2 separate regions of the Homo sapiens genome follow, and region 2 is linked to region 1. The links are chromatin loops, found by intact Hi-C in ENCODE. Cell type or tissue: K562. All regions are shown on one strand. Links, peaks and the distances in the headings refer to the core of each region. The heading gives the core; the rest is flanking DNA.

Evidence for each region. Hi-C counts contacts between places; a loop is a spot of excess contacts. Peaks named below come from ENCODE experiments on the same cell type or tissue, not always from the same donor. Only the 100,000 strongest peaks of a DNase experiment are listed, where the experiment ranks them.
Region 2: it touches region 1 in a loop (2.9-fold over the local background); 2 of 110 quality-filtered maps call a loop at or near these places.

The regions. Positions count from the first base shown.
Region 1 is chr2:72,985,084-72,987,987 of GRCh38, reverse strand. The region is part of intron 10 of SFXN5 (sideroflexin 5); the gene reads left to right. Among named protein-coding and RNA genes, the nearest start is that of EMX1, 69 kb to the right of the region's middle. In K562, for the core only: no CTCF peak of the experiment used is centred there; a DNase peak (open chromatin) is centred at 1,727.
Region 2 is chr2:73,259,133-73,262,036 of GRCh38, reverse strand. It overlaps FBXO41 (F-box protein 41), which reads left to right. Exons shown (of 13, transcript NM_001371389.2): 10 at 1,179-1,297; 11 at 1,490-1,648; 12 at 2,741-2,856. Among named protein-coding and RNA genes, the nearest start is that of FBXO41, 24 kb to the left of the region's middle. In K562, for the core only: a CTCF peak has its summit at 1,552 (motif pointing right); a DNase peak (open chromatin) is centred at 1,556.

The DNA of each region.
Region 1 (2,904 bases), core at 205-2,704:
GCTTGGTCAGGGAAAAGATTTACATTAACCTCTAACTGCATTTTAACATTTCCTTCCGTTACGAATGCAGGCAGCAAACCACAGTCAGAAGCAGGACCTGTGACTTTGTCACCAGTAGAAATCACAGATGTTTTCATGGCACATTACAGTTGTTACAGAGGTCTTAAAATATTATTTATGCTCAACACTAATTCATATTTTCTTTCTTTTTTCTTTTTCTTTGTTTTTCTTTGAGTCAGAGTTTCACTCTTGTCACTCAGGCTGGAGTATGGTGGTGCAATCTCGGCTCACTGCAACCTCCACCTCCCAGCTTCAAGCAATTCTCCTGCCTCAGGCTCCCAAGTAGCTGGGATTACAGGCATGCGCCACCATGCCCATCTAATTTTGCATTTTTAGTAGAGATGGGGTTTCACCATGTTGGCCAGGCTGGTCTCGAACTCCTAACCTCATGATCCACCTGCCTCACCCTCCCAAAGTGCTGGGATTACAGACGTGAGCCACCATGCCCGGTCACTAATTCATATTTAATACATCAACTGATAGATCTTGTTTTTAATTCATTAGTTAAAAAGCACATCTAGGCTGGGTGTGGTAGCTCATGCCTGTAATCCCAGCACTTTGGGAGGCCGAGGTAGGCGGATCATGAGGTCAGGAGATCAAGACCATCCTTGCCAACATGGTGAAACCCCATCTCTACTAAACATAGAAAAATTAGCTGGGTGTGGTGGTGCATGCCTGTAATCCCAGCTACTCAGGCCGAGGCAGGAGAATGGCTTGAACCAGGGAGTTGGAGGTTGCAGTGAGCCAAGATCACGCACTCCAGCCTGGTGACAGAGTGAGACTCCGTCTCAAAAACAAAACAAAACAAAAAAAACCCCAAAAAACATCTATTACTATATCACAATATTTTGGTAATTTCAGGATGATCCCTTTGTGATCCTATGTGTTTTGTTTTATGCATTTAGAAACATTATTCTGAGAGGGGTCCATAGGCCTCACTAGACTACCAGAGTGGTTCGTGGTACAAAAGAAGCCTGCAAGCTTCTGCTAGTCTAGGTTTCAAGCCTTTGGGTATTGTGAGCCTCTAGGTTTCAGAGGCCTTGGCTCTACGCAGGTGATTGTGGGCGCACAGGTATATGTGGAGGGGATTTCAGCTGCGTCTTTGCTGAACTTGGAGTCTATGAGCTCACCATAGATGCCCCAGGCTGGGGCCCTGGAGATGCCACAAAACTCTGCTTGGCCCTTAAGAAGCCTACACCTTGTTTGGGGAGAAGGGCAAAATAGTGGAAGGAGTTTTTAAAACTAAAAAGAAATAAACAGTATTGAGAGCAGTGTAAGGCAGTGCATAGCTGTCAAAAGAGAAGGATAAACCAGTCCTTGAACCATAACAGCAGAGCTCCCCATCTGTGCCAAAGGACAACGATGGGGACAGGCCAGCACAGGGCATGAGGACTCGTGACCTCTGTGGTACCAAGGCACCATCTGAAGAGCTGGAGTCAGACCCAGGCTCATGGTCCTGACCCTGATCGTCATCTACAGGGCCCTGCTTCTCCATCTGTAAAAGGCGGGTACCAGTACCCACCTTCCTACAGCCCAGAGCTCTGGGAGGAGCAAGTGAGGCCACAAACCAGTTTCCACTGAGAGGAGGGTGCTTTGAAGCACCTGCAAAGCCCTGTGAGAGGGTGAGAGGTCATTGCTGGGCAGCCCCACCTCTGGATGACCCAGAGACTAATGAATTCCGAGAACCAGCCACCTGGCTCAGCCTCAGCCAGCCCAGATAATTGCTATAGCAACTCCACACTTTTAATGAACTTTCAGCTATTTCTGTCGTGGGCCATTAATGGAATAACCCTTTAGATCTGACTTCGTTAAGGGGCCTAATAAAGCAAACACGGCTGCCCAACTGGTGTTCCCGGCCATTCAGCTGCAGGGTCAGATGCAGCCTGAGAAGGGGCAGCGCTCTGCTGCACTGGGCTGGATCTGGGATTCGGCCAAGATGTAATCTGTCCCTAGCCAAGCTTTAGATAAGAACTTTGCCGGGGGCCCATTCCAGCCCTACTGGCCATCTTGCTGTGTCACCTTGAGGTGGTCTTAACCTCTCTGGGACTCTTTCAGGAGGAGAGTCCCTGCTTTGGGTCTGAGACTTTCTGACCTGCCCCTCTTCAGACTCCAGTGTAATTCCCCTCCCCTCTTCTTTTTGGGAATGAGGCTTCAGCCGCTCACACAGGTGCAGCCACTGTTGTCTTGAGATCCTGAACATCCCTCACGGGTTGCATAATGTGGTTTAAGCCCTGACAGTCCTTGCTTGCGGGATCCAGGGAGAGGCAGGCCCTTTGTGGCTTCTTCCTCTGGCCTGGCTGCTGAGTCCTGGCTGGGTACCTGCCTGCCTTCTGCCCCAGCCCCAGTCTCCCCTCCCACCCCCCCACAGGCTTCCATCTCTCTAGTCCCTATGTCCATCGCTCTCATCTGCAAGTGGACACTTGCGGACTGCCCTAGTCCATGCTGACACAGTTTTGAGATGATTAGGTGTGGCCCTTTCCCACCAGGGACTCAAAAGCCCCCTGGTCCTCTCAGGCCACCGTCCAGTCCCTGTACTTGGCCTCTCTTCACCTTATCCCCAGGTACCCCTGGCCAGAGTATCCCTAAGCTGCACCAGGTGCTGGCAGGGCCTAGGTCCTGCCCGGGGTTCACTGCAGGTCTCCGAGGTAGGCTAGGCCAGACCTGGCTGGGCCACTGTTAAAGGTGACCAAGAAGCTGGCTCAGGCTGTGCTTGACCTTGTGGAGGGTCCCCTGTCCCTTTAGGCTGCTTGCAGAGACAGGACTCACTGAGCAGTGACTGCACATGGGAAGGAGGTTGGGGAAAGTGGCAGTGATCATATTTAAGCTCTGTTGTTGGGATGTGAG
Region 2 (2,904 bases), core at 249-2,748, 270 kb before region 1:
TGGCCAGCCTGATCTCAAACTCCTGACCTCAGGTGATCTGCCCGCCTCGGCCTCCCAAAGTGCTGGGATTACAGGCATAAGCCACCGCGCCCAGCCCTACTTTGCAATAATTTCTTTATATTTCTATCTCCTCCACCAGATGGGTTGTTCTCAAGGCAGAATCTAGGAATGTCCATTTCTGTATCCCTAGTACCAAATGCATAATAGATGCCAGAGAGATGTTTGTTGCCTGGGCAAATGTTGAGGGTTGAAATGTTTAGGGAAATGGCATTTGGTGTGAATGGAAAGGAAAGTTGGGGCAATCAGGAAGGGCCTTGCTAAGGAATTTAGGTTTTTTTGCATTTTATCTAGAAAGTATTGGAAGCTATTTGGCGGGATTTTAGATTTTAAGAAAGGGATTAAGATCAGACTGTTAATGTTCTATGCCCCCCACAACTTCTGCCACCAAAGAGACTGTCCACTCTTTGAGGGTAGAGACCATGTCTATGTTGTCACCGCTGTACCCCCAGGGCCTAGCTCAGTTGTTGTTGACTTGATAACCACTTGCTGAATGGCAGAGTGAGTGGATGTAGGAATGAGGGGCTCCCTATCTGCAGTGTGGAGGATGAGATGCAGGGAGACTAGTGCTAACCCAGAGAATGCCAATGGTGGTCTGAACTGTGGGTTCAAGAGTACTTAAGGCCGGGCGCAGTGGCTCACACCTGTAATCCCAGCACTTTGGGAAGCCGAGGCAGCAGATCACTTGAGGCCAGGAGTTTGAGACCAGCCTGGCCAACATGGTAAAATCCTGTCTCTACTAAAAGTACAAAAAAATGAGCCGGGCATGGTAGTGCATGCCTGTAGTCCTGTCTACTCGGGAGGCTGAGGCAGGAGAATTGCTTGAACCCAGGAGGCAGAGGTTGCAGTGAGCCGAAATTGCACCACTGCACTCCAGCCTGGGTGACAGATTGAGACCCTGTCTCAAAAAAAAAAAAAGAGTGCTTGGGAATCAGAATCTGCAGGACTTGGTGGATGAGATGAGGGCAGAGGAGTCAGGGATGATCCTGGTTCTCTGACTTGACCTGCTGGGTTGTTGGAGGAATGCTTGCCTGAGTCAGGGAGGGGTCCCACAGGAGGAGCATGCTGGGTTATCAAGCATCCAGAGACTTCCCTGACGGCTCCCCCTTCCCATTCTCCAGCCAGCAGCCCACACGCTTCAGTAACCGCTGCCTGCAGATGATTGGTCGCTGTTGGCCCCACCTGCGGGCCCTGGGGGTCGGGGGTGCCGGCTGTGGGGTGCAGGGCCTGGCATCACTCGGTGAGTCTTTCCTTGGACTGGGGTGGTGGGTAGTGGGAAGCAGGCATGGGTGCAGTGCTGCCTTGTGAAATCCCACAGGGGCTTGGGGCTGCAGCCTGGGTGGTGGCAGGTGGCAGGGTGGTAGCCAGGGTGCTGGCTGCAGGGGTGACCTGGGGAGTGTGTCAGCAGGATCCCCCTTCTTCCTCTTCCTAGCGAGAAACTGCATGCGGCTGCAGGTCCTGGAGCTTGACCACGTGTCAGAGATCACCCAGGAGGTGGCAGCAGAGGTCTGCCGGGAAGGCCTGAAGGGACTGGAGATGCTGGTGCTCACGGCGACTCCCGTCACCCCTAAGGCCCTACTGCACTTCAACAGTGAGCACTGGGGGAATGAGGGGCAGGGTACGACTATCACCTGCCACGGGGCCCTGTCAGCAGGTATCCTAACTATCACTGGGGCAGATGGATCAGAGTCTCCAGCCAAGGGCAGAGGCAGGGGGACAGGTTAAGAGCACTGGTTCTAGAGCCTGACTGACCTAGGTCCCAGGTCTGGCTCTGCTACTTATTAGCTGAGTGATGTTGGGCAAGTTACTATACCTCTCTGAGTCCTGTATTCCCATCTTCTAAGCTGACTTTCTAGGATGGGTGAGAGGATTAAATGAGATGATATATGGAAGCCCCCCCAAGGACAGTTCTCAGGGTGAAGACTCCTCTCTCCCTGGACTCCAGATCATACCTCCTTGGCTTCCACACCTTTCTCAAACCACCCACTCCACTCTCAGTCACTACTCCACCTGCACTGAGGACCTGGCACCCAGTGTGGGCTGCTCCTGCCCAAGGAGACCACCAGCCAGGACCCTTTGGCTCCTGAGAGGACCCCATGCCAACTGCGCCAAGGTGCCTTGACCCTCTTTCCAAGACCTTCCTCCCCCTTCAGCCACATGGGATACCCTGGACTTTACCACCAGAACTAACTGCTCAGCCTCCAGAATCATGACCTCCAGGCCCTTCTCAGTCGCCTGATCTTCCTCTACCTCCCCCGACTTCACGACATATCCAGTCCCTGAAGCCCTCTGTCCCCAAGTATTTGCCCCACCTCCCCCTCCTTTGTGCTTCAGCCTGGATCCACGAGCCCCACCTCAGCCACTCTGTTCCTTGCCATTCATCCCCAAATGCCCAGACCATGGTATAGCTGCCCCCTGTGTCAGGGAAGTTCCTAGAGGCTTTGGACAGCTGGTGGCTGCCCACTCACCCTCCCAGAGGCCAATGCAGCCTCTCCTGTGCCTCAGCCCCATCTACCTCTCCCCGCATCCGGTCGCCAGCCCCCAGGTGGCATGAGTCTGCTCTCCTCTGTCGTGTTCCCGGTAGCTGGCACCTGATTGTCTGATTTCATTAATTAGTGAGAGGAGAGGAGGCAGCTCCACAGCCCAGGCCAAACACGCCCCTACTTTGCTCACCTTTTCTCAGGCATCTGCCGGAACCTCAAGTCCATTGTGGTCCAGATTGGGATTGCGGATTATTTCAAAGAGCCCAGCAGCCCTGAGGCCCAGAAGCTGTTTGAGGACATGGTGACAAAACTCCAGGTGAGGGGTCAGCTCTGAGGCTGTCCAAGACCCCAAGTGGCATCCCTA